4 separate regions of the Homo sapiens genome follow, and regions 2, 3 and 4 are each linked to region 1. A link is an interaction called in ENCODE POLR2A ChIA-PET data of the cell type or tissue named here. Cell type or tissue: MCF 10A. All regions are shown on one strand. Each heading gives the region's core, and the rest is flanking DNA. Links, peaks and the distances in the headings are about the cores only.

Region 1 (4,000 bases), core at 1-4,000:
CCACCTGCACTTGCACGTGTGTGCACTGTCCAAGCTGAAAGGGACCTTAGATCCCTCAGATTAGCACATTTTTTTCTATAAAGGGCCAGATAGTAAATATTTCAGTCTTTTCACCAAATGCAGGCTTAGATCATGCTGTCCAATGCATCCCTCCCCATAACCCCTTGCCCTTGGTGGGTTTTGGGTGGCGGGCGGGGGTGGGGGTGGGGGTTCCAAGAAGTTATTTCAGGGAGCCCAGAGGCCATTTTTTGTACCTCTGAAAGTCTAAGGGAGCTCCTTGCTGGTCCTCCTGCCCTGGACACCCTTCCCTCAGATCTTTGAACACAGCTCCTTCTCACCATTCAGGGCTGAGCTCAAACATCCCACTCCCTGGAGATGATACCTTCTCAGCCCCACCCATTACTCTCTCACATTTCCATTTATTTTCTGCATGGTGCTTATCATAACCCAACATCTCTCTCTTTTTTTCTTTTTCTTTTTGGAGACAGGGTCTCACTCTGTTGCCCAAGCTGGAGTGCAGTGGTACAATCACGGCTCACTGTAGCCTTGACCTCCCAGGCTCAAGCAATCCTCCCATCTCAGCTTCCCGAGTAGCTGGGACTACAGGTGTGCACCACCATGCCCAGCTAATTTTTTTGTATTTCTTTGTAGAGACAGGGTTTCACCATGTTACCCAGGCTGGTATCAAACTCCTGAACTCAAGCAATCCACCTGCCTTGGCCTCCCAAATTGCTGGGATTGCAGGTGCATCTGGCCTACATTTTTTTTTTTTTTTTGAGACATAGTCTTGCTCTGCTGCCCGGGCTGGAGTGCAATGGCATGATCTTGGCTCACTGCAACCTCCGCCTTCCAGGTTCAAGCAACTCTCCTGCGTCAGCCTCCTGAGTAGCTGGGATTACAGACACATGCCACCACACCCAGCTAATTTTTCTATTTTTTTTTTTAAATAGAGATAGGGTTTCACCATGTTGGCCAGGCTGGTCTTGAACTCCTGACCTCAAATGATCTGCCCGCCTCAGCCTCCCAAAGTGCTGGGATTACAGGCGTGGGCCACCGCACCCGGCCATCTTTTTTATTTGTTAAATAGTTCACTTTGTTTGTCTCCCTCTAGAACATAAGTTCCACTAAAGCAGAGGCCTTGTCTCTGATTCATAGCTGTATCCCCAGAGGCTAGAGCAGTCCCTCATCCTCAGCAGGTACTGATAAATATTTGCCAAATCAATCAGTCAATCAAATCAAATCAAATCATACCTTTACCCCAAATCAGGATGCACACTGAGGCTAACTGAAATATAATAGTCTATATTTAAGAAGATACTGTCTTGGGGCTTTACATATATTATCTTATTAAATAAGGGATAAACTAACTTATAAGGTAGGAACTATTTTATCTCTTGATTTCAGGTGAGGACATTGAAGTTGAAGTCCTGCTACTTAAAGATGTTTATCTGGTAAAAGGCAGAGCTAAGTTTCAAACCCAAATCTGTTCAACTCTGGACTCATGCTATTAATCACCACTCTTGCTTAATTTTGCATGGGATTGTGACAATTTAGTGTGAACACAAATTATCTGTGGCTGATTAGAAATGCTGACAGGCAGTGATGTGACTTTACACTTTACAAAAATGGAGAGAAGATATTGTCACCTAACATATGCAACCTTGTCTGTGAAACAACTTATTCTGAAGCACAAGTTTTGGGGTCAGGGGAGAAAAGGAATCAAAGCTGAAAATAGGTGGGAGTTTTACTACCTTTACCAATGAAATAAGTAGCTTCAGATACAGGAAACAACTTCAGATGTCACAAAGCCAGTTAGAGGTGACAGAAAATCCTCAAGTTTCCCAAGAGAAAAGCCATTTAGTCAACTGCACCTTGATCCATCTTCTGGGGGTTGGATACACATCTGATATCCAACCCACAGAAGATGGTTACGTAGGAGAGTCCAAAACCCTGATTCTTCAAGAGACAAATCCCAGGGTGTTTGCAGAAGAAAATCTTTCCCACCAGAGGAACTTTGAGGCCTTCCAGATAGTAAGAGAACAGCGAGCCCCTTAGAGCAACTCACACATGTCTTCCAGGCCAGACAACCCATACTCACCAGCGGAATGTAGTTTTGAGTCAACTTGCAGCTGCCACAAAAGAAGTTAGCAAACTTACTCAGAAGTTCTTGATAACTCCATGTGGGTCACCTTACACCATAAAGTGGTTTGTAATTAAAATGTTTTTGAAACTGTGAACAGACCAAAGTGTCTAGACATCGGGAGGCTCCAATCCTACACCATCCCGACTGCCCATGATTACTGTATGATAGATGCCCACAACCTGCCAAAGAACATGTTATGTTTTCTCTATCAGAGCATCTTTAAGGGCAAATTTCTGGAAAGCCTCCCCTCACAGCCTGCTGGGAGCTGCCTGGGAAATCTTTGGCCACCAAGAGGAAGGCATGCCTGGGCATCTAGGGCACTTTCCCTCTGGTGGCAGGCCTGGGCTTGCAGAACGTGAGCCATAGCTGGCTCAGGCTGCCTGCGGAAGCCCACATATGGAAGGCAGGATTTCCGGGACCCAGGTCTAATGCATCATCGCTGTAACCCTTTCAGAGAAAACAAACTGAGTCTCCAGCTCAAAATCAGGAAGGTGGTGGAGGTAGTGGGGGTGGTGAGATAAGGTAGGTTAGGGAATATGTAATTTAAACCCTGCAAAACTATTAAAGGGAAATAGGGCATTTGGAAACTGCTACCCTAGCTCCCTGTAATACCTGATCCTACCCATGTACCAACGGGAAAAGGATATCTATCATTTATTTATCTATGCATTCATTCAAAAAACACTGAATGAACAGCTATTTTCTAGGCATCATATCTGGTGCTAGGGAAATACAGATGGATATGTCACATTTTCTGACCATAGGTACTCGCACTTTAGCAAAAACAAAAACAAAAACAAAACAAAAAAAACATCAAGGTTCCTGAGCAAGAGAACTTTACACATAGTGGGGACTGGGAAAGAGTAGAGGCAAGGACCTGGAAGGAAGCCACTTACAGCAGATGCAGAGGTCCCACTAGGCAGGAATGTAAAGGAGGGGTTGGATGAAACACAGTTAACGTATAAAGGTTAAGAGATTACAAATTCAGGCTGGAGGGTAGAAGGAAGAAGTGAAACTGACTCAGGTTCTCAGAGTGGGAGAATGGTGATACTGTGCTCTAAGACTGAAAATCAGAAAGAAGAATAAATTTAGGGAGTGGGAGGGGAGAGGAAGTGTAAAATTATGAATTTAGTTTTCTATTTGTTGAGTGTAAGGTACTCATTGAAAATCTAAAAGATGTGTAGAAATCCTAATAGTTGATCCAGAGAGTCCGCATAGTGACACAAATTTTAACAATAATGCTAATTTCTACTGAGTGGAGGTCTACCATGTGTCAGGTATGCTATGTTCAATTTCATTGAGTCCTAACAAGGATCCTATAAAGTAGGTATCATTGCGTCCATTTCACAGATGAGGAAGTGGAGGCTCTGAAATGTTACATAACCTGCCCAGGGTCACAGGTATCTGACTCTGGCCATTATGCTCTTTCTACTGTGCCCTAAGCCCTCCAATTTTAGTGTCATTGTCAATGAGAGAAGATTGGTTCATCAAAAGTGAGAGTAAAACAGTGCTATACAATAGAACTGGGTTTCTCAACCTCAGCACTACTACATTTGGGACCAGATAATTTTGGTTGTAGGGTGTTATCCTGTGCATTGTAGGATGTTCAGCAGCTTCCCCGGCCTCTTCCAACTAGGTGCTCGTGCCAACCACGCCACTCTCCCAACAGCATGACAATAAAAAAAAGTCTTCAAATATTATCAAACGTCCCTGGAAGGCAAAACAGCCACCAGTTAAGAATCACTGCAATAGAAATATAAGGTGAGCCACACGTGCAATTTTAAATTTTCTGATAGCCACATTTTTTCTAAAAAAGTGACAAGAAATAGGAAGTTAATTTCAATATTCTAATCTATT
Region 2 (4,670 bases), core at 413-4,412, 63 kb after region 1:
TTGAGGACCACCAAAAAAAAAAAAAAAAAAAGAAGAAGAAGAAGAAACAGAGTAGAATTGTATAAAGGTCGGCTGGTCACCACATGACCTCCTCCCAGTCCTCTTTAGGAAAAGGGCTAAGGGGGAAATGATGAATGGCTTTAGGGGAAGAGTCAATCTGAAACTCCAGAACAAAGCTTTCTGGGATAGGAAGGGGGGTGCGTGTTTCATTACCTTCCACTTGCACGTTTTGGAGCAAGTTATTCAACCCTGCAGAGCCTCAGTCTCCTGACCTGTTCAATGGGGACAGTACCCAGTAACCGCACAGGGTAACTGTGAAGACCAAATGAAATATGAATGGGAATGTGTTTGGCAAACTGTAAAGCACCTTTGGAAATATCAGACATTTTCCAAATCCTGAGAGGTGGGGTCTTCAGGTCAGAATATGTGGCTTGAAGGGTAAAAGAAAACCAAGAATCACTTCTTTTGGCCCAAGTCTCTATTGACAGCTTCTAGGACAAGGCACAAGTCTTCAGGGATTTTAGAAAGATGCTGATTGAATTCTATTCATGGTCTTGTAAAGGGGAGACCTACACCCACATCTATATAATAAGGCAAAACAGAATGTGTTACAGAATGATCCTGCAGAGAGGATGGACATTCTACCCTGACCTCAGAGATTAAGAAGGCACTTACAATAATACTATAATATAAAAATAATATAAGAATTGTTAACATAATAATAACTCTTTCAGAGTGCTTGCTATGGGCCAGGCACTGTTCTAAGTGTTGACATAGCTTCTCTGATATTCTCATAACAACCCTATGAAGCAAGTTTGCAGATGACAAAACTGAGGCACAAAGAAATTGACTTCTATCTTGGACTTACATGGCTGGTAAGTGCTGGAGCCAGGATTTGAACTTGTCAGGCTCTGCTCCTTTTGGGAAACCAAAATGGGTTTCAGATAGACTCTGAGAGGGTGGCTGAAAGGCTCTGATAAAGCCTGCAGGGCTGAGTCATTGAAGAAAGGTACTGTTTCACCCACAGTGTCTCCCACCCATGCTTTCCCCACTACATTCACACTGCCCCGATCTGTCCTGGAAATTGGCCATGCCTCTGCTCTCCCTGCACCTCTTTGTGGGTACCTAATACCAAGGGAGACTGATATGAGAACCTATATGTCAATGTTTACATTTACACAATGGAACACTCATGGATTAATCCCAGCTCTGCCATTTACCAGCTATGTGACCTTGTCAAGTCTTAGTCCAGGGCTTCTGCTTCCTCATCTGTAAGATGTGGTTAACACTTATTATCTTGGGCAGTTATTGCAAAGATGAAATGGGATGTGTCTAGTGCAGCACCTGGCATGTTGCAGTCTTGATAAACAACTGTTAAATAGGAAGACTTTACAAAGGATTTCCATTGCAAAATCATTTTCTTCAAGGTAAGATCTGGTGGTAACAGTAGTACTTTTAACTAGTATTCACCTGGTTTTCATCTGCCACTAACCTACACCCACAACATGGATGATCTCATTTAATCCTGAAAAGCGCCATTATTTTCTTCATTTGACTTGGCTTCAGGACAAGAAAGGATGTCCCTAACACATTAATTTTACACACACATACGTATATGCAGACAGAGGGACAGATAGTAGAGCAAGACAATATTTTTAGGCACTTATTATATGTCAGGTGCTAGTCTAAGTATTCTACATTCAGTAACCCACTTCATCCTCTTGAAAACGTGCCTGAAATGGTAAGTACCATTTTATCTCCATTTACAGATGTGGAGCTTGCAGCACAGTGAGGAAAGTGTCAAATGAGTAGACTTTTTTAGTCTACAGTGGTCATCTCCTCCTGAATCTCTGCTCCCCTGTCTCAGCCGCCAATATCCTATCCCCTACAAAGCCACTAGGGAGATCTCCCCACACATGTCACTCCTCTGCTCAAGAGCACTCAAAGACTCCCTACTGCCTAGTCAAAGACCCCCAACAGGTCGAAGAGGATCAACTGTGGGCTCAAGATCCCAGTAGGATCTGGCCTTGCCTCCTTCCCTGTGCTCCCAAAGTCCCAGTGACAGGGTGAGTCAGTGAAACCTTCTCTAACCACTCTGTTTAAAATTACAGCCCTCCCCGAGCTGCTCCCCTCTCCATGCAGCACACACCATCTCCTTCCCTGCTTTGATTTTCTCCACCATACCTCTCATCACCTGGCCTCCCACGCATTTAGCTCACTTGTTTATTGTCCCTCTCCCCTTCTGGGAATGTGGCAAGGGATGTTATCTTGTTTTGTTTTTTTCCCTGCTGCAACCCAGCACTGAGAGCAGTGCCTGCCACAGAGTAAGAGCTCATAAATACCTGCTGAATGAATGAATGAGCAGACATGTAAAATGCCTAAGAAGAAAATGTCCCCATAGAGCAATGGTGAAAGAATGGCTCCAGGAGGCTGGAGGCTAGAGATGCCTAGACTGAAATGTCCTGGAGCTAGACCCTTTCTTGCCTATCTTCCTGAGATTTACAAGAGTTCCCTGTGAGACCCTGGGCCTTCATCCTCCCATCCCTGTTCTGAAGTTAAACACACTCCAACTCAATCTCTCTCTCATTAAAGCCTCTTTGCATCTGTCCTAAACTCACCTGCCTAGCCTCATTTCCCGCTGCCCACCTTCAAAGCAGGCAATTCCCCATTTCTCTTGGCCTCAACACCCACTAGAGATGCTCTCTTCTTACTCCCAACTTATCCATCTGCACTGCAACTACCCATCAGGATCCAGATCAAATGCTGCTGCTGCCGCCACCTCTGCTCCCTCCTCCAGGAAGCTTTCCAGGCCCTCCCTAGCCCACAGAAAACACTCCCCACACCCACCGCTGCCTCCTTCAGGCAGATGGACATTAGTCATGAACTACCTTGTGGTTTTTCTTCTATGATTGAGCTGAACTGTTGCGAAAATCTCCTGTTACTTAATTTTTTTTTTTTTTTTACACACATAAGCCTTGCTTTCCCAAGCCCACTGTAAATACTTTAGGAGGAGAAGTTGAGCCTTATGCATCTTGTCATCCCCACAGCACAGAGCCTAGGGCACATAGTAGGTGTTCAATAAATGCTTCTTAATTGCCCAGGGTAAATAAGTCACCTCCCCAATCAGGTCACTTCCTCAATTATAGGTACCTGGACTGGCCACTCCCAAGAGGCTGCATTTTTTCTTCAGAGCCAGCTGTGATCTCAGTTACCTGCAAACCTCACCATGGGCCTATGTTTTCAAAGGATGTTAGACCTATTCTAATCTCACTCCACTGAACTGGGCAGACGAGATGATTTGTAAAGCATCTCAGGTCTGGCAAAGCAAAGTACATACTTCTTCCAGGCAAACCCAGAGATTCAGAGCTTCCAATCTCCTTAAATACTGGAGTTCACAAGAGGAAAAAACCATGGTGTAAGTTTTAAGTGACTGACAGCAGAAAACCAACATGAGGCTCAGGTGCACGCTTTGAGCACCAGCTATCACTAAACCGAGATTACAGTTTACTGTAATGGTCCTAAAATCCCACATGACTTCTGAGGGAGAGGCCCTGTTTACTACAGACCCTCCATGTGCTGGCCTATGCCAGGCTCTGCAGGAGGGCCTCCCTGAGTCCCCTCTGCAAGGTAAGTGGGCTGGGACCAGCCAGCTTTACACCTGAGGAGCTGAGGCCCAGGTGGGTAGGAGGCTGCAGAGCCCTGACTCAAGCAGGTGAGTCACTCACTCCACATGGCCTCACCAGTTCACATTAGCCAATCAGGCATCCCAGATTATCTGTTATTTAAAGAAAAAAAAAACTGAATAAGAAATACTTGCACCGGATTCCAAAGTCAAAAGAATACAAAAGTATTCAGAAAAAGTTTCCCTCCTACTCCTGTCCCCATCTACCTACCACGTCCCCACTCTAAAACAGGTCACCACTATTATCAGTTGCTTGTGTCTGTTTCCGGACCGTGATTATGCATATATACACAAATATAAATATGTGTCCTTTTGTTTACATTAACTGATAGCAGACTAGACACACTTCTCTGCACCCAGGCTTTATCTTTTAAAGGACTAGACTTGGGACAGGGCAGAGAGATAGAGTGTCTCTACATAACAAAAAAAAGATGCCGGGCACGGTGGCTCACGCCTGTAATCCCAGCAATTTGAGAGGCCGAGGCGGGCAGATCACGAGGTCAGGAGATCAAGACTATCCTGGCTAACATGGTGAAACCCCGTCTGTACTAAAAATACAAAAAAATTAGCAGGGCATGGTGGTGCATGCCTGTATTCCCAGCTACTCGGGAGGTCGAGGCAGGAGAAGCACTTGAACCCAGGAGGCGGAGGTTGCAGTGAGCCGAGATCGCGCCACTGCACTCCATCCTGGGTGACAGAGCGAGACTCCGTCTCAAAAAAAAGATGTACAGCTATGTGAAAAGCCCATGAAATAAAGAGAAATATTCTGGAGAACACATGGGTGAGAAGGGAAGAACTAAGGCATAGAGATACGATGGAAATGGACCCCACTGGGCTGCTGCTGATACAGATCCCAGGCTAGCCAGAGATGAGCTCTGGCGGGTGGGGCTGAGATCAGACACCCTGAGAGCGCAGGAAGCCCCAGTGGCTAAAGGCTAAGCCTGGCTTTGCAGAGAGTTTCATCATCTAGAAGAGAGAGGATGTGTCC
Region 3 (4,670 bases), core at 315-4,314, 100 kb after region 1:
GCATGAGAGCTGGCATCCAGTGCCAGCCACCTGGGTGAGCCATCCCAGGCACCCACTCAAGCTGAACCTTTCGGATACCTGCAGCCCTAGCCGACATCTGACTAATCATCTGAAAGCCCCCAGGTGGGAATTGCCCCACGGCGACTAGTCAATGCGTAGAACCTTGGGAGATTGTAATAAATGAGTATATAATACATTGTTTTAAATCACTAAGTTTTGGGGTGGTGTGTTACTCGACAATAAATACTAGAACAGAAATAGACTACCCCCAAAACGTATGCCTTAAAACAACATGTATTATTTCTCATGAGTCTAGTTGCTCATGCATCTCGGGTCCGCTGGCAGGTTGGCTGGAGGATGGCTGGCCTGGGGTGGCCTCTGCTGGGACAACTCGGCTCTGCTCTGTGTGATATTTCATTTCTCATAGGCTAGCCCCAGCTTGTTCTCATGGCAGCAGCAGGGGTTTAAGAGAGAGACAGTAGAAGACACAGGCTTCTTAAGACCTAAGCGTGGAGCTGGCACATTGTCACTTTCAATAAACACTGTTCAAAGCAAATTTCAAGGCCGGCCCATATTCAAAGGGTGGGGAAATGGATTCTGTCTCTTGATGGGAGGAGCTACACGGTCACATTGCAGAGGGTGTGGATTGAGGATGCAGAGGGTGTGGACTGGAAGGGATAGACGATTGTGGCTGTTTTTGCAATCAGTCTATCACAATAACTAATAAGGATATAAGAAGTTTGCTAGGAGCCGCGTATAGTGGCATGCCTCTGTCATCCCAGCTACTTGGGAGGCTGAGGCAGGAGGATTGCTTGAGCCTAGGAGTTTGAGGCTGCAGTGAGCCATGATCATGCCACTGCACTCCAGCCTAAGTGACAGGAGGATGCTGTCTTTAAAAAAAAAAAAAAAGAAGAAGAGGAGGAAGAAGTTAGCTGGGGAGTGTAAATTACAAGTTCCTCCTCTGTTTTCACTGACATCATTAGTTAGGCCTCCATTGCTCAGCATTACCTTTCACTGTTTTAGCTTTCCAGCCTCTATGGAGAAAGGAAAGACAGAAAGAAACCGTGAGGAGCTGTGTTTGGGTGGCCAGCCAAACTTGCCAAGTGCTCCAGTCCTGTGGCTTTCAACAGAGCTGGGCGACGCCCTGGTGCACTGTGGCAGTTTCTCAGGGCTACCACAAGGGAAATGGTTGAGTGTAAGTGTGAGAAACCCTGAGTCCCCACCTTAACCAGGGCAGTACTCTTCTTTCCTTGTGATTTCCTTTGGAGAAAGGTTATGCATCTTTAAAAAATAAAAATATTTCAAATCCAGTGAACTAGTCTAACCTCTCAATCTTACAGAAAAGGAACCAGTCTTAGTGAAATGGAGTGTTCTATTCTACATTACTCTGCCACTGAGTGTCTTGGCCGGTGTCAGACTCCAGGCTGCTGACGTGCCATCCTACCTGAGCTCATTCTTCTGCCTGACTCACCCCTCCCCTCACTGGGTTCAAGAGACAGCAGATTGCTGAAGCCCAGAGAACAGAAGAGAACTGAGGAACATCAGAAGGGATGTCCCTGACCTGTCACTGCTCCAATTCTCTACTTTCCCACCATGGTCCATAGTCCTTGAATCCTGAGCCTCAGCCACCACCCTTCCGCACATACACACCCTTACGTGATGATCCTGACAAGGCTTGGCCCCCAGAACCACAGACAATTCCAGGCATCATATTGGCAGGCAGGCTGAGCTGGCTGGTCAACCCCAGGGTGGAGCAGGGCACACTTGGGGGAGCTGATCCTGCAAGGGCAGATGGAGCTCCATCTGGGAGAAAAGCTCATTTCCCAAGAGAAAGCTTGGTCTTGTTTGGAGCCTGTGATCTCCTTGTTCTCCTCCCAGTTTGTTAATTCCATTTCTTCCCAAGTTCATTTTTTTAGGACATGGGCTATTTATAGCTCCCCCTAAGTCCTTTCCAGTCTGTTTCCTGTTCAAGTATACTGCATTAGTCACCAGAAAGTGTCTCAAGCAATCTCTGTGTCCCTGCCTGATCCCGGCCACAGGGAACACGGGGATGCTGGTCAGACTCAGGGTGGATCCCCTTGGAGAGATGGGAAGCAGGAGGCAGGAGGCTGGCTAAGGGGGCTCATGGGGGCAGAGGGAGCATCTCTTATTCCCCATCCTTTGTGGTATCAAGCCCTGAGTCCTTCCTGGAGTTTATCTAGTCCTTGGAGACACGGAAACTGCAGGGGCACCTCCATTTGGCTGCATATTTTTGCCATTACTTGATGACCTATTTGCATGCAGCTCCTTGCAGAGAATTTCCTCTCAAGCCATATAGGGTGATTTCATTGCACCACATGAAGCTTTTATTTGCAGTCAGTGATCAAGGCTCCTTCCTGACTTCCTCCTGCCAGTCCCACATCCCTCCTGTCCACTGTGACCTGCCTAGGCTGCTCTGAGCTCCCTGCAAGCTTGGTTCTCTCCAAGTGTGGTTGCTCCAGGAAATTACCAGCTTTATCTGAGGAGAAGGTGCTGGAGATCCAAGCTGAGTTTTTGTATCAGCAGGATGCCAACATTGCCCAGCAGCCCTGGCCACCTTGCGGGCTTTTATCAGCCTCCACAAATCCCTAGCAAAGGAGTTGAGTGCAGGGTTTCTGACCCTGAGCTTGCTGACACTGAAGGGTCAAAGGAAAGAAATGCGGAGGGAAGTCCGAGGTTTTGTTTGCACAGCTAGTCATCAGGCAGCCTACATCTCAGAGACCAACATTTTCCCAAACTGTAGTCTCAGTACTCCCCAGCCCCAAACAAAGGGACTTAATGTCCCTTGAACAAAGCTTCCGAGGGCCTCAGAGATAACTTGCTCTAGGTTCTTCTTAAGGGGCAATGACCTCTGTAGTCCCAACCTCAGTGTTGCCCAACTCAAAGCAGCAAGGGACCAACTGATACCCACTGGTCACTGAGCACCTGCTTTATGCCAGGCTGCCTGCTGAGTGCTTCAGAAACAAGCCCTCTGAACCCTCCGAAAGAGTCTTGATGAGAAGGTGCTTGAGCTAAACGCAATCTTCCTGTCTCACTCAGAGAGGTGGCATACACACCAGCACCCTGAGCGGAGGAGGTGGAGGAAATCGGGCATACAACATGGATGCCAGGTTCCAGCCCAGGCCCAGGCATCCCAGGGCCACTCCTGAGCTGTGATGCACACCAACAATCTGGCACAACTATTTTTATTTCCACTTGGTTTCCATCCGAGGAAATCATGAGACTGTCTCCCCACATAGCACACTCAATTACATCCTTGGGAGCACAAGAGCCCAGAAGATGCAATCAGGGATGGCTGAGTCAGGCGCAGTCAAGGATGAGTTTGCTTCTGAGAGTGGAGGTCTCCGGACTGATCCCCAGGGTATGGGGGATCCAGGAGAAGGGTGGGGACATGAGCACCAAGCAGGGACTTCTCTTCTGGGACCACAGTGGTAAATTTGGAAGTGAAAAGAAAGTGGAGGGTGACACTGTCATCCAACCTCCTCTTAAAACAAGGCTGTCTCCCACTTCTACTTTTTAGATTATGAAAATGAATGCACATGCAGAAAAGTGCATAGAAAATTATACATTCTAATAAATAACTATAAAGCAAACACCCATGTCCTCACTACTCATGTCAAGACATAAATCATTGGCTGGGCATGGTGGCTCACGCCTGTAATCCCAGCACCTTGGGAGGCTGAGGTGGGCGAATCACCTGAGGTCAGGAGTTCAAGACCAGCCTGGCCAACAGGGTGAAACCCCGTCTCTACTAAAAATACAAAAAAATTAGCCAGGTGTCGTGGCACATGCCTGTAATCCCCGGTACTCGGGAGGCTGAGACAGGAGAATCGCTTGAACCCAGGAGGTGGAGGTTGCAGTGAGCTGAGATTGCGCCATTGCACTCCAGCCTGGGTGACAGAGTGAGACTCCGTCTCAAAAAAAAAAAAAAAGATGTGAATCATTGCCAGCACCCCAAACCCCTTGCGTGGCCCTATCTGATCATACTCATCCCCTCTTCCCTAGAATATGTGGTGTCTCCATCCTTTCCCTTTAGTTTTACCTCCTGAGTTTGCATCCCTAAAGAAAATAGTTTCATTTTACCTACTTTGAGCTTTACATGAATAGAATCACTTTATGGAGTTTATGGGGTTTCTCCATATCTGGCTTTTTTTGCTCAATTGTGTCTAAGAGATTCATCCATGTTGTTGTGGTAGCTATATTGAATTAATTTTCATGGCTGTATAGTATTCCACTGGCTAAATATGCCATATTTATTTATCCATACTACTACTGATGAACATTTGGGTTGTTTCCAGGTTTTAAGTACTATGAGTGATGCTGCAATAAGTATTCTTGGTATGTATATCCTGAAGTAAATGTGCACATATTTCCCCAGGGTTTATATCTAAGAGTGGAATTGCTAGGTCATAGGGTATGTGTTTCTTCACCTTTACCAGATAACAACACATTGTTTTCCAAGTTGTAGTGCCTTTGCTCTCTTTTTTAGACAACTGCAACAGATACTTGGGGAAGGAGACCACAGGTCCAGAATTACTGGACCTGCAGAGATGCTTCAGGTGGAAAAACTTCTCCAGAGAAATTAATCTGTATGCACCTTTGTTTCTCTCTCTTCTCACTGCCGGTCCCTGCCTCATTGTTCCAGACTCTGC
Region 4 (4,670 bases), core at 415-4,414, 120 kb after region 1:
TCTCTGTAGGGTGGGACCATAAAATACTTCTGGTAGGGGGGAAACAATAGGGCCATTTGACCCTGAAGATCCAGGGGCCCCTACTTTTGGCTGTTGTCCACTAGAAAATTTGGGCAAAGAAACAGAGAGAGAATTGGTTAAAAGCACCAATCCTCAATTAAACCCACTGACTGTTTTTCTACATGAAAAATCTGAGCATGAAGAAATGAGCTAAGTGTTGAGTGGGAAGTGTCTCAAAATCTGCAAACTGCCAAGACTTACTAAGAATCTCAAAGACTTAACCCAAATTATTGAGGGACAATGGCTCGCTAGACCCCTCCCGAGGATGGTGAGTAGGATGACAATGACACGCGAGAGACAGCTAAAAGAAACAGGGACATTCATCTTGAAAAGCATGCAGCTGCTGTTTTTGAATCTCTGGGGCGCTCCAAGAGGAGCAGGCTAGTTCAGAGTGGCCTTTCAAGTGAGGACAATGAAGGGGGGTACACACAGGGAGACAGCAGGGAAAAATGAGGAGGGGCCAAGAGTGAGAGCCATCAGACCCAGGCTGGGCTGATCCATAAGGTCCTGAGCTCTCTGCCCCTGGCAGAATCACAACAGTCATTAATTCATTCATTGAATCAACCTATCAAGGTGAAAATCAGTGTGATGAGGCCACCACTAAGCTTAGGAGACCTGAGCAGGTACAGTGGTAAAACTGTGCATTCAATGAATGAATGAATATTTGGATACTGGAAGCAGGGCGTTCAGGACCTTACAGGCCAGCGCCTGAGGTCTAGCAATGTCTGGATGTACTGAGGTCTAGCAATGATTTGAATGCCAGAAGTAAAACTGACAAGACAGGCAAAGCTGTTGCTTTTAGAAAGCTCACATTCAAGCAGGAGAGATAAACAACACACACATACACACAAAAAAAAAGCCATGAAAAAACTAAAATGTATACATACACAGTAGAGATAGGGTTATGCAAAAAAAAAAAAAAAAAATTGAACAGGATTATGGGAGAGGGCATGCTTGTGTTTCCTTTGGATTGGGGAGTAGGAGTTAGCTTTTAGCTAGGAAGGTGGGAGGGGAGCATCAGGAGAGGACGGGAGAGAGTGACCTTTGAAATTCCTTCCTCTCTGAATCCACAGTCTCACAACATACCACTGCCCATTTGCTTACTAAGATCTGCAGAGGGACCCGTGCTGCAGTGAATACAGTTAAGGCAACTTTGCACTAAGCCCCCAGTGGGTGTTTGGATAGGGCCAGGCGTCCTGAGCATGGTAAAGTGGCAGCTTCCCCTTCCTCCCACCTGCCGCTCCCTGCACATTCTGCCTGCCTGGCAGGCTGGATTGTGTAACTGCTTGGGCTTGTGTTAAGAGCCTAGCTCAGCATGGAGCTTGTAAATCTTCTCTCACATCATGAAATGCCAGCAATTTCACAGCCAGGGATTCCTGTTCTCATAAAGTCCCCACACCAGCAGACTTACATCTAAAAGTGTCCTCTGGAATGACAGATTGATGTCAGAGCTGCCTGAAGCCAAACACCAGGGCAGGCAGCCTCGTGGCTCACTCGGAAGGAAGGGCTCCCCTGCAGCCCCTGGAATTGGATGTCATGATCGCCAGGCCTGGTTGGTGGGGCTCTGCCTGCAAAGGGATCGTAAAACACAGCTTCCTGAGGAGAAATGGAAATGATGGCCCCACACTGAGAACCAAGCACCTGGAACACATTTGTGTTCAACACTATTTGAGGGGATAAAAAGAAAAAAAAATGCTTCTAAACATATATGCAGTTGTAATCCATATGGGAAATACTCACTTTTGAGTGACTCTTACTTGGCTCCCATTAGAATGACCTGTGGAGCTTTTCAGAGATAAGCATACAGAGAACTGCGGTTCTCAGGAGATCCTGATTCAGGAGAATCTAGAATCTAGAAAGGGGCCCCTGCATCTGTGGAAAAAGTTCCACAGGTGAAGATTTACCACCCAATACGTAAGAACAACAAAAGATGAGTAACAAGAAGGACATCGTGGCAGCCTTCTAATACGGTCCCCAATGACCCCCACCTCCTGGTATTCAGAACTTGTGCAATCCCCTTCCCTGGAGAGTGAGCTGGACCTGGTGACTCACCTCTAAGCATTCAGCAGGGCACAAGATAAAGGGATGTCACTTCTATGAATAAGTTACAAAAAGGGGGTGGCCTGTTTGGGCACCTTCTTGCCTGCTCTTGTTTGCTTGCTCTCAGGAAAGCCAGTCGCCATGTTGTGAATTGCCCTGTGGGGAGACCCACATGGCAAGAAATTGATGCCTTCAGCCAACAGCCAGTGAAGACTTGAGGCCTGCCCACAGCCACATGGGCAAGCTTGGACATGCACCCTCTTCCAGCGGAGGCTTGAGACGATGGCTGCCCCAGGGGATACCTTGACTGCAGCCTTGTGAGTGATCCTGAGCCAAAGGCACCAAGAAGAGTGCTCCCAGATTCCCAATCCACAGAAGTTTTGAGATAATAAATGTGTTATTTTAAGCTGTTACATTTTGGGAATAATTTGTTATGCAGCAATAGGTAACCAATAAAGACGTGTAACAAAACATGAATTTTGGGGCAGGGGGATTATGAGTGATCTGTAACTTCTTCCTTTTGCTGATCAACATTTTCTTTTTCTTTCTTTCTTTTTTTTTTTTTTTTTTTGAGACAGGGTCTCAATCTGTCACTCAGGCTGGAGTGCCATAACATGCTCACAGCTCACTGCAGCCTTGATCTCCCAGGCTCAAGCAATCCTCCCACCTCAGCCTCCCAAGTAGCTGGGACTACAGGCATGCCCCAAGATACCTGGCTAATTTTATTTTTTTATTTTTTTAGGCGGAGAAGGAGTCTCACTCTGTTGCCCAGGCTGGAGTGCAGTGGCACCATCTCCGCTCACTGCAACCTCTGCCTCCCGGATTCAAGTGATTCTCCCATCTCAGCCTCACACACTCACACATAGCTGGGATTGCAGGTGCCCACCACCATGCCTGGCTAATTTTTGTATTTTTAGTAGAGACAGGGTTTCACTATGTTGCCCAGGTTGATCTTGAACTCTACCTGCCTCTGCCTTCCAAAGTGCTAGGATTCCAGGTGTGAGCTACTGTGCCCTGTTTATATTTTCTATTTGTTTTTAATGTTACTATGGATTATGTTCAAAATGAAAAATTATTTTAAAATTATATTTTAAAAACTTGTAAAGGAAAACATAGGAGAAAATGTTTATGACCTTGTTAGGCAAAACTTTCTTAGACAAGTCACCAAAAAGGGCAATCTAAAAAGAAAAACAAGGTAAATTGGACTTTATCAAAATGAAAATCTTTTGCTCTTCTAGAAATACCATTAAAAATATGAAAAGACAAGGCCAGGCATGGTGGCTCATGCCTGTAATTCCATTACTTTGGAAGGTCGAGGCGGGTGGATTGCTTGAGGCCAGGAGTTTGAGACCAGCCTGGTCAACATGGTGAAACCTCATCTCTGCTAAAAATACAAAAATTAGCTGTGCGTGGTGGTGCATGCCTGTAATCCCAGCTACTTGGGAGGCTGAGACACAAGAATCGTGTGAACCTGGGAGGAGGAGGTTGCAGTGAGCTGAGATCCTGCCACTGTGCACTCCAGCCTTGGCGACAGGGAGACTGTCTCAAAAACAAACAACAACAAAAAAAACCCCAAAAAGACAAGCCACAGACTAAGAGAAAAGAATTGCAAATCATATATCTGATAAAGGACTTATTTCCAGAATATATAAAGAACTCTTACAACACTAAGACAATCAACCAAATTAAAAATGAGAAAAACATTTGAACAGACATTTCTTTGAAAAAGATACACAAATGGCTAATAAACACATGAAAGGACATTCAACACCCTTAGTTATTGGGAAAATGCAAATTCAACCACGAAGAGGTACCACAGGATGTGAAGAAAGTGGAACTCTCATACGTTGCTGGTGGGAACATAAAATGGAGCAACCACTTTGGAAAACAATTTGGCAGTTTCTTAAAAAGTTAACTATAAACTTATTATATGACCTACTCCTAGGAATGTAACCCAGAGAAATGAAAACATACGTCCACACAAAGACTTGTATGCAAATATTCACAGCAACTTTGTTCTTAATAGGCAAAAACTGGAAACAATCCAAATTTCCATTGACAGGTGAATGAATAAGCAAAATGTAATAAACGCATCCACTGAGATAGTACTTAGCATAAAAAGAAAAAAGTACTGATTCATGCCACAACATGAATGAACCATAAAAACAGTATGCTAAGGGAAGGAAGCCACACAGAACAGAATACATGTTGTATGATTCTGTTTATACGAAATGTCCAGAAAAGACAAATCAATAGAGGAAGAAAGTAGATTTGTGGTTGACTGGGTTTAAAGTAGGACTATATTTGACTGCAAATGAGCATAGCATGAAATGTTTTGGGTTGATAAAAATATTCTAAAACTGATTGTGGACATGGTTGTAAAAGTATACAAATTTATTACAAATCATTGAATTGTATATTTACTATAGGTGAATTTTATGTTATGTAAATTATACTTCAATAAAGCTGTAAAAAGGTTATATTCTGACTGGGTGCAGTGACTCACACCTGTAATCCTAGCACTTTGGGAGGCTGAGGCAGGTGGAATGCTTGAGTCCAGGAATTCGAGA

Evidence for each region. ChIA-PET counts read pairs that join two places held together with the same protein. Peaks named below come from ENCODE experiments on the same cell type or tissue, not always from the same donor. Only the 100,000 strongest peaks of a DNase experiment are listed, where the experiment ranks them.
Region 2: POLR2A ChIA-PET joins it to region 1 with 31 read pairs; 7 of 35 experiments call an interaction of 5 or more read pairs at or near these places.
Region 3: POLR2A ChIA-PET joins it to region 1 with 13 read pairs; 12 of 35 experiments call an interaction of 5 or more read pairs at or near these places.
Region 4: POLR2A ChIA-PET joins it to region 1 with 24 read pairs; 7 of 35 experiments call an interaction of 5 or more read pairs at or near these places.

Annotation. Positions count from the first base shown.
Region 1 is chr11:12,188,248-12,192,247 of GRCh38, reverse strand. The region is part of intron 3 of MICAL2 (microtubule associated monooxygenase, calponin and LIM domain containing 2); the gene reads right to left. Among named protein-coding and RNA genes, the nearest start is that of MIR6124, 27 kb to the right of the region's middle. In MCF 10A, for the core only: a CTCF peak has its summit at 2,481 (motif pointing left); a DNase peak (open chromatin) is centred at 2,497.
Region 2 is chr11:12,124,998-12,129,667 of GRCh38, reverse strand. All of the region lies in intron 1 of MICAL2 (microtubule associated monooxygenase, calponin and LIM domain containing 2), which reads right to left. Among named protein-coding and RNA genes, the nearest start is that of MICAL2, 17 kb to the right of the region's middle. In MCF 10A, for the core only: no CTCF peak of the experiment used is centred there; DNase peaks (open chromatin) are centred at 2,857 and 3,707.
Region 3 is chr11:12,084,101-12,088,770 of GRCh38, reverse strand. LINC02989 (long intergenic non-protein coding RNA 2989) reads right to left here and starts at 1,900. Exons shown (of 2, transcript NR_186297.1): 1 at 1,651-1,900. In MCF 10A, for the core only: CTCF peaks have their summits at 372 (motif pointing left) and 1,291; DNase peaks (open chromatin) are centred at 580, 1,130, 1,970 and 2,310.
Region 4 is chr11:12,063,805-12,068,474 of GRCh38, reverse strand. No RefSeq gene overlaps it. Among named protein-coding and RNA genes, the nearest start is that of LINC02989, 21 kb to the left of the region's middle. RefSeq lists enhancers at 1,802-2,324, 1,340-2,539. In MCF 10A, for the core only: no CTCF peak of the experiment used is centred there; DNase peaks (open chromatin) are centred at 1,354, 2,104 and 2,334.